Regions from separate parts of the Homo sapiens genome. Here region 2 is linked to region 1. The links are chromatin contacts, found by Hi-C or POLR2A ChIA-PET in ENCODE. All regions are on one chromosome and are shown on one strand. The core of a region is the stretch at or near the end of the contact, and the rest is flanking DNA. Distances in the headings are between cores, read along the strand shown. Region 1 holds the start of PLEKHB2 (pleckstrin homology domain containing B2). Region 2 holds the start of MGAT5 (alpha-1,6-mannosylglycoprotein 6-beta-N-acetylglucosaminyltransferase).

Region 1 (5,081 bases), core at 1,642-4,141:
GGGTGCAGTGGCTTACGCCTGTAATCCCAGCATTTTGGGAGGCCGAGGCAGGTGGATCACGAGGTCGGGAGTTTGAGACCAGCCTGGCCAACATGATGAAACCCTGTCTCTACTAAAAATACAAAATAAATAGCTGGGTGTGGGGGCGCACACCTGTATTCCCAGCTACTCAGGAGGCTGAGGCAGAATAATTGCTTGAACCCAGGAGGCGGAGGTTGCAGTGAGCCTAGATGGTGCCACTGTCCACCAGCCTGGGTGACAGTGAGACTCCATCTCAAAAAAAAAATTATTATTATTTTGAGGCAGGGTCTCATTCTTTTGCTCAACCTGGAGTGCAGTGACACAATCATGGCTCACTGCACCCTTGACCTCCCGGATTCTAGTGAAGCTTCCCTCTCAGCCTCTCAAGTAGCTGGGACTACAGATGCATGCCACCATGCCAGTCTAATTTTTTTATTTTTATTTTTTTGTAGAGAAAGTGTCCCACTGTGTTGCCCAAGCTGGTCTTGAACTCCTGGGCTCAAGTAATTCTCCTGTCTTGGCCTCCCAAAGTGCTGGGATTATAGACGTGAGCCATCACACCCAGCCTTAAATATTACTTTTTCCTGTTGTTGAAGTGATACATATTCATGAAAGAAAACTTGGAAAATGCAGAAAAGTAGAAAAAAGAAATGTCATCCACAGTCCCATCACTCAGAGAGAATGTGTTAGTGTATTTTTGGATACTCCAAACTCAGACCCTGAAAGGTCCCTAAGACTGACCCTGAAGGTGGTCAGGGCTAGTATAGCCTTAATGAGGGCTGGTCAAGAAGCTTGTTGATGTCAGGCAATTTACCCGAGCTCATCCAGAAGCAGCGGAACCAGGAAGAACCCCATGTCACACAAATCTCTGAACTCTTGTGTTGACTAAGCTATAATATCTTGCAAAAGATGGGATTGCAGGCATCATAGGACTCCCTACCCTGCATTTTTTAAATTTTCCCCAGAGAGGAGCTGGGTTAAGACAGGGGCCCTGATTGGCAGAGTTTGGGGTTTTGAAGACCAATAATAATAGGGCTCTTCCAATATTTTTTTTAAGAGTTTTTCCCTTTTAAATTTAGATATAATTTATACACAGAAAAATGTACAAATCTTTTTTTTTTTTTTTTTTTTTTTTAGATGGAGTCTCTCTGTCGCCTAGGCTGGAGTGCAGTGGCGTGATCTCGGCTCAGTGCAACGTCTGCCTCCCGGGTTCACACCATTTTCCTGCCTCAGCCTCCCAAGTAGCTGGGACTACCGGCGCCCGCCACCACGCCTGGCTAATTTTTGTATTTTTAGTCTCTGAGTATCTGGGATTACAAGCGCACCACCAGGCCTGACTAATTTTTTTTTGTATTTTTAGTATGGACGGTGTTTCACCACGTTGGTCAGGCTGGTCTCAAACTCCTGACCTCGTGATCTGCCTGCCTCGGCCTCCCAAAGTGCTGGGATTACAGGCGTGAGCCACTGTGCCCGGCCAAAAATGTACAAATGTTAAGTATAGTGTTCAGCTTGATAAAGTTTTACTTACACACACGTACCCACCACTCAGATCAATGTATAGAACATTTTCAGCACCCTAGGAGTGGGGTTGCCAGGAGGCTCTCTCAAGCCTCTTTCCAGGCAGTACCCCTACACCACCCCCCAACCCCTGCTAGGCTGGAACGCAGTGGCTTGATTGCAGGTCAAACTTCTGGGCTCAAGCAATCCTCCTGCCTCTGGCTCGCAAAGCTCTGGGATTACTGGCATGAACCATCTCACCTGGCTAACATTTATTTTCCCTCTATTGTCTTCAGAAAACCCCCAACTTTTCATCTGGAATAATTTTAGACTACAAAAAAGTTATAAAGCTAGTATACCCTTCACACAATTTCTCCTAATGTTAACATCTTACATAACCATTATACATTTCTTATAACTAAAAACTACTATTACCTAAACTTAAATTTTATTTTAAGTTTATAGCCTAGCTACATCACCATGTTGCATATGACAGTGTCTCAGTTTTTTTCTTGCTTTTGATTACCTTGATAGTTTGAGGAGTACTGGTGAGGTGTTTTGAGGAATATCCCACAAACGAGATTTGTCTGATGTTTATCTTTCAGTTAGACTGAGGTCACGGTTTTTTTTTTAATCACATGTCAAGGGCAAGTGCAGTGACTAATCACTTTGATTTTCACGTGGAGTGGCTCTACAGCCCTCTTTCCACACTGTACTCTTGGAAAGGTCGTCCCCAGGCATAGGCCACACTCAGGGTGGGTGTGGACGGATTACCACACCCCTCTGGATGAGGTATTATTAGAATTCCTCTGCAAGGAAGATTATCCCTTCTCCCTCATTTATTTAATCACGTATTTATAGCAGCACGGGCTCTGGGCTGTTTTATACTTTAGGTTATAACTTAATGCAATGTACTTTATATTGCTGCTCAAATTGTCCCAGGCGCGGCCCCCGGAAGCTCTCTGGGTAGATCCCTGCGCCCTTGGACGCCCGGTCCTTCAGTTTTTTGAGCACCTCAAGCTTCTGGCCTACAAAACGCTCCCGGCTCAGCTGGAGCTTTCTGCGCCCGGGTCCTAGAGTCGCCCATTTCTCTAAGGCGCCTTGGCCCTATTTTTAGAGAGCGGTATTTAGAAACCAAGATTAGGGTGCTAACAATTTTTTTTTAAATTTTTATATTTTTAAGACAGGATCTCACTTTGTAACACTTCCTTTTAGTGGAAGCGCCGACCTCCTGGGAGACCCACGCCCCCTGCCGCCTTCCGTCCCGTTTCTCAGAAAACCACCCAGACACCCCGCCCCACCGGCCGGGGCCCGCCGCGCATGCGCGCCGAGGCGTGACGTCAGAACGGCGGCCAGGACGCCGGACGTGCGGCAGTTGCAGGCGAGCAGGCGAGGAATCGCCGTGGCGTCTTGGTGTTCTCCACGCTGGTTCGCAGGTGAGTGTCCCTGTTTAGTCCGGACGACCCTAGCTCCTTTCCCCTCTGGCCCGCGCCTCTCCAGATTCTCCTCTAGAGCTGCCCAGCCTCGCGCCCCTCTGAGGGGACCCCGCACCGCGCCACCTCCGCGGTGTCCCCACTCCCTAATTTTCCCTGAGGCTCCTGGCCACGGGTCCGCCCACCTCCCTGGACCACCCTGACCTTCCCCAGGTCCGCCCTCTCAGTCTCCCCTAGAGCAGCCCATTCGAGAGCCCTCCCAGTGGGCCCCCCCGGCCTCTCAGACCCCTTCCCATCGCTTCCCCGGCGTCCGCCTCCGGTCCTTTCCCCGAGCCCCTCCTCTCCGGCCCCGCGGACCCTCCTCCTTTCCCGACTGCAGCCTCCGCCTTGCATCCTTTCTGGCCGCTCGGGAGTGTCCCACATGTCTGACTGCCGGGACCTGCTGCGGCCCGCCGCCTGGGGTCTCCCGGCGTCCGATCTCTACCCCTGCTGCTCCCTCTGCTCCAGGGAACTTGCCTTCTCAGTTCTCCTGCCCAGAGGTCTCCCCTCCTTAAGTCCCGGGGGGCGTTGAGGCTTTACCCTCGCGGTGCGGTCCGCCCCCGCTGCATTTCACCTGCTCTTGGCCTTGCAATGTCTTTAGTCATAAGTGCTTGGTGTACCTTATCTTACATATCTCTCTTCATGTTTGATTCTGTTACTCAACTAGATTGAAAACTCCGGAGGTCAGGGATTTGCATAGGGATCCCCGCCCCGCCACCCCGCTTAAATCTCAAATGTAGACCGGTTCAGGGTGGGTGGAGGAAAGGAATGAGGTGGAGTGGTCACTGTAAAAAATTAAAGGAACATGGTTAATTCAAAATAATACTGACTCATGGTCTCAGCCTTTAAATTTTTAGTGCTTAGGAAAGGGTGGAACCACCACCGAGGGAGGAGGGCTGACAGCTGAGGGGAGGAATATTCCAAGGTCTTCTGTGGCCTTTGGTATGAACCAGTACCAATTCAGGAAGTGACTTGTCCGAAGTCACATGAGGAATTAGGACCCGAGCTGGCACTGGTAACTGCCTGTTTAGTGTGGCCCTCAGTATTTGTTGACTAAACTAATGACCAAAACATGTATGCACAGACACAGCTGTGCGTCTGTGCCCATGCAGTGGGTGTGTCTGCCTAAGGACCTGTGGGGGTGTGGGAATACTGCTGTGACGGTTCAATTGTGGTGCTCAGGAGTGTTCCCTAGGTTCAGAAAGTTCCTAACCCTGGGCTGGTTGGCTGGATATTGATAGGACTGGAGCTTGTCTGGGCTTCCTTTGTGCCTGGTGTTTACTCTCTGTGGTGGTGATCTCTTTACTCGACTCTTCCCTATTCGTACTGATCTCCCTGAGGACAGGAATCAAACTGTGTTGCAGGGTTTCCCTAATAAACAGCATAGTGTTTGGCACTTTGTAGGTGGTCAGTAAATGCTTATTGAAGAAGGCTGCAGAAAAGAACTCAGAACCTGACAGCGGTTCTTTGCTAGCATTATATTTTAAAGGCGGTGGTACATTCTGTAAGTAAATTTCCTGCTATTCTCAAGGACTGAGTTGATTAAATGTGTACAGCAGTGGTATAGAGAGGACAGATACTCTTGTGGTGTTACTCCTTGGGAAGGTGGAGGTTTCTCTCAGCTCTTTCTGAAAGCTTTGCTTATGCTTTTCAGCTTGCATTAATATTTTTGTTTCTCCTTTCCTCTGCCTGCCTTCTTACTGTTTGTCTAAAGAAATTAAAGAATTACCTTATTAATAACAGTAACTACCAAAAACTGCAAAACACACTGTTAAAAATGCTCCCAAAGTGGGGGCTAATTGACCCAGTTGTTTTGTTAGTTATATATTTGCTTCCACAGTGGATCATGGAAACGGAAAGTTGGACTTCCTTGCCTCTTTGCTTTCTTTGCCTGTCTGCCCTTTGATGGTGCTTGTATTAGGCTTGTTGTTAAGAAGTGGTTCCCAACTGGAAATGGCCAATGCCACGTGGGAACTGACCTCTACATGTTGATGGGTCACCCAACCTTCTTTCCCTTCTGTTTCAGAATGTACCTGTGACATCTCTTTGACTCTCCACTGTTGCCCTTGAAGAACAGAGATGAGTTTTCTT
Region 2 (4,576 bases), core at 701-3,200, 3.1 Mb after region 1:
GAAAGGAACACTGCAGGCTGGAGCCCTGGGGAAAGTGGTCTGAGGCAGGTGGTGGGACTAGAGCTGGGGTCTGGCAAACAGGCTGGGTTTGATTGTCAGCATAATAGAGAGCACTCATGTGCCAGCTGGGTGGGAGGAGCAGCCGAGTGAAGAAGGGGAAGCCTCTCAGGAAGCATGTGCAGGGTTTATGGTAATGAGCAGACCAGCAGGTACGTAGTGGGAGAGGGGTGTGATGGGGCAGAGGAACTTACGTTATGATAGTACAAGACAGAGGTTGAGCCTCATTTTAATAGGCATTGTGGTGGGTGTTGAATAGTGATGGAATGTATGGGTCTGGAATCAGGCTGCCTGGTCAAGGGCTCTGAAACATGAGTGTGCATCAGAATCACCTCGAGGCTTGTTAAAGGATAGGCTGTGGACCACATCTCCTCAGTTGCTGATTCAGTGGGTGTGGGTGGGGCCTGAGAATTCACATTTCTCACTGGTGATGCTGCTGTTACTGAGTTTGGGACCACATTTGGAGAACCACTGGTCTAGAATTGAGAGGTTGGCAAACCTTCTCTGTTAAGAGGTAGATAGTAAATATTTTAGGCCTTCTGGGCTACAAAGAGTATCTGTTACATATTTTTTATTGCTTTTCATGACCCATTAAGCATATATATATCATTCTCTGCCATATACAAACAGGCTGTTGGGGGAGTGAGGATGATGTAGGGAAGGTGGGGCATGGTTTAATAACCCCTGGGCCATGCCTAGATGATCAGTCCTCTGCCACATAGCTGGCTGACCTTTGCCAAGTTAATCACCTTTTACCTTTATTTTCTCATGTTTCTAATAAAACAGAGACGATAATATTCATACTTCTTACCATATAGAACTTCTGAGGATTCAGTGAGCAAAGCCACAAAAGATGGTATGTCACAATATCTGGGATATAGCTAGAATTTATAATTTATTTTTACTCTGTTGATAGGCAATGGGAAAACAGTAAGAGGCAGACCAACAGTGATCCAGGGCTCTGAAAGCTAATTGCTTCAAGATCCTGCTACCATTTTCTTTTGGGCCGCTTGCAAAGAAGAATCCTTTGACTGAAGCATGTATGTACACTCTGAAGTACAGCCTGGGTTAGTCTCTTATAAGGGATCGGATCATTGCTCAGCCTCTCCCTTGAGTGGCACTTAGAAAATGGCGCTATTCGTAAGCTGACTGGTATTGGGCCCAGGACTCTGGCTGAAGGGGTGGGCATGCTGGTAACCATTTGCAACCTATGCTCAGGTCCTACTTGTTGGGAAGCCCTGATTGAGAAGAGTGGCCTGGTCTGTGCTGGCATTAGATAGGATCTGGCTGCATTAATATTGAAACTACTCTGCCTTTTAATGTCTCATTTTGCCTCATGGTGGGAGTGAAAGTGAGAACCACAGAAAATCTGCCTGCCAGGTGTTCCACATTTCTTGTGCTACAGCATGCAAGTGAGCAGTGAGGTGTACCTTTTCCTCATGTAGCTGGGAAAGCAATACCCCTGCTTGTACCTCTGGCATATCTTCTCTGTGCTGGTGCACCTAGAGAGGTTGCCTGGTGGCCCTGAGAGAGCCATCTCATCACTAAACACTGATGGTGAAAGCTGGCCATGCTCAAATAAGATGTAGCAATCTACCTCTTCTTTGTCTAGTTACCCCCAAGGGGGCATCCACTTTCTTGCTCACCTCACCAGTTGCATGTTCTAGTCCTTGCCAGAAGCACATAATAATGACTTTGTAAGCTTAAGTTACAGGCACACAAAAGGGCCTGATGGTGATATGACTCCACCCTCCCCGTTTTTGCTGACATTCCGCCAAATATCCTTCTGTCTCCTCCCCACCTTGCAAAACAAACTTCCTGTTTTGAATTTGGTCCAGGCTGGAACAGCCCCACTACACCTGTTAACACACGCAGACGCACACTTCCCCCTTCATAATTGCTTAGCTTCTTGTTGCCTAGCCAGATTTCCCCTCAGCTTACAGTTCCTGAATCATAAGATATTGAACCAGCAAATTTAAGAGTTGACATTTTACTTAGAGGTATTCAAGTGAAAACATGGCTTCTGGTTTATTTTGCTGTATTGTGCCATGACCACTTGGCTAATTCTTCTCCTCCTTCACAGCAGAATGGAAGTGAGGAAAGGCAACCAGCTGACACAGGAGCCAGAGTGAGACCAGCAGACTCTCACACTCAACCTACACCATGAATTTGTGTCTATCTTCTACGCGTTAAGAGCCAAGGACAGGTGAAGTTGCCAGAGAGCAATGGCTCTCTTCACTCCGTGGAAGTTGTCCTCTCAGAAGCTGGGCTTTTTCCTGGTGACTTTTGGCTTCATTTGGGGTATGATGCTTCTGCACTTTACCATCCAGCAGCGAACTCAGCCTGAAAGCAGCTCCATGCTGCGCGAGCAGATCCTGGACCTCAGCAAAAGGTACATCAAGGCACTGGCAGAAGAAAACAGGAATGTGGTGGATGGGCCATACGCTGGAGTCATGACAGCTTATGGTAAGCACTGTTTCTGGGACCTCTCCATTAAAGTGTGCCTTGGCCTTGAAATGGCCCTAGAAGCTCCCAGATATGGTCTTGTCATGGACTGAATGTCCTTTGCCACTGCCTTCATAAGCAGTGAATTGCACACAGAGAGGCATCTTTAGGAAATTAAAGCAATGCCATTTTGGGGGTTCTGAGCTGGTGTATGCAGACACACTTTCCCCTGGAGTCAGTGGGTTAGTATAGTTAGGGCTCTATTGGTTGTGTTTGCAGCTAGCTCCTTCTCCCTGAACACATTTCAGGAACCATGTGATCTCATGTGGGAGTGAGTTCAGGGAATGCTGAAAAATATTCTCATCTTTCCCTAAACAAAACTTAATTAAGGCTGGTGGGGGTGAGGTGAAGAGGATGGGGAGGAATGTTCTATGGAAGCCAGTAAACTTAGAGCCAATTGTGTTCCTCCCTCCAGCCAATAAATATGACACTGGCACTTGCATGCTGGTGAGTTTTAACCTTTGGCTTCTTGAGGTTATGTTGCTCTTCTTCTTGCCCTTGTCTCTAACTGCCCTCACTTTGAAAGGAATCTTTGTGTACTTGTTGCTTTTTCTTTAAAGAATTTTTTTCAGAATTCTTTTTGAAATCAGAAAGAGTAAAAAAATACACATATGGGATGTAACTTATTTTTCTTTTATGTTTAATATAGAAAAAGTTGGAAGCTGTAGACAAGCAAAAAAAGAAAAAAATTACACATAAGTCTACTACTCCAGGCAATAACCACAATTAACATTTCAGTGTGTATTTTTCTGATACTTTGCATACACACACAAATATATATATACATATATATACATATATACATATATATACACATATATACACATATATATATACACACACATATATATATACATACACATACACACACAAATACTTGGAAAAAAATTGCAAATGGAATTTAGATCATGCTGTGTTTTGCAGAGCAGACTTGGTCTGTAGAAGATGACCTGTTGTTGAGTGACAAGAGTCTGATCATTGAATTGAGGTTTCAGTGGTCTCACTGAAGTGGTCTCCCTGATAGTATAGATGAGATGCAAGAATGGGGTTAGGTGAGGTGGAGAAAGTGGAGTTGTGTTTTGTGACCCACTCAAGGAAGGTGCCCTGAAGTATGCCGATTTCAAATCGTGATTCCCAAAAATGTGCAGCAACAGTTCAGTTCAGTGCAGGTTGAGTTCAGACACAGGAAATCATACTCAGTTATACATGTGCTTCTTTCTTTCCAAAAGGGGAAAAAAACTTGTTTTTAAAAAAGTATGTAAAATTTTATACACACGTATGTGTATGTGTGTGTGTGTATGTGTATATATTAGAAGATGCTTACTTCTGAGGAACATTTTAGAAATTCTTTTCTAGTTCTTACTATGTAAATAATCACACTCTGCATTTAATCTGTTAAAAGTGTCTGTAGGCATTGGCTTTTAATATATCTAAAAAAATGGTACCTTTTTTGAACTGATGGATTTAAAAAATGAGATTCCACTGTGGGAGCTTACACTGAAAAGTAACTAGGTAGTTTTTCCTAGAGTTGCATTTTAAAATTGCTCATTGACTCACATTTGTGTAACATTTCCAGAGTAGTTTAGATAAACCAACAGAAAATAAAGCTGATTGTCACCATTAGTGTTACCAATGTATATGACACAGCAGGTAACACAGGTGCAGTTTTAAAGTTTCTGGTTGTATGCATTTCATGTTACAGCTTTGAAGGGAAAGAGTTACAGCTCAGTGGTAATTTTCTCTTGTTTCTCTCAGTCTGTCAAACCTTTTCCATGGGCAAGAAGAAGCCCCACAAATAGCAAATTTATAGGCTTTAAATTTCTGCAGTTGTTTTGGCTGTTTGTATTTCTTGTGTATTGATGAAAATCTCATAGGGAAGGCTTCCCCACATTTTAAAGGACAATAATTTGGTCTTAGCTTTTCAGCCTCACAGAAATATTATTTTTTAAGTTACAAAAAAATCCCAGAATAGGCTGTTAGAATTTCAGCCACCTTATATGCCTGTAATCATAAG

What was found. Hi-C counts contacts between places; a loop is a spot of excess contacts on that map. ChIA-PET counts read pairs that join two places held with the same protein, here RNA polymerase II (POLR2A). Pooled maps may share reads with other maps.
Region 2: a loop to region 1 is called in a pooled map, with 3 times the contacts of the local background. The contact joins the promoter of MGAT5 here to the promoter of PLEKHB2 in region 1. A Hi-C loop is called at or near these places in 4 of 50 pooled maps. POLR2A ChIA-PET finds 5 or more read pairs at or near these places in 2 of 52 experiments (GM12878 and PC-9).

What each region holds. Positions count from the first base shown.
Region 1 is chr2:131,102,445-131,107,525 of GRCh38, forward strand. It overlaps PLEKHB2 (pleckstrin homology domain containing B2), which reads left to right and starts at 2,892. Exons shown (of 8, transcript NM_001100623.2): 1 at 2,892-2,954. RefSeq lists an enhancer at 2,616-2,745.
Region 2 is chr2:134,252,122-134,256,697 of GRCh38, forward strand. It overlaps MGAT5 (alpha-1,6-mannosylglycoprotein 6-beta-N-acetylglucosaminyltransferase), which reads left to right and starts at 1,951. Exons shown (of 16, transcript NM_002410.5): 1 at 1,951-2,523. The coding sequence starts at 2,283.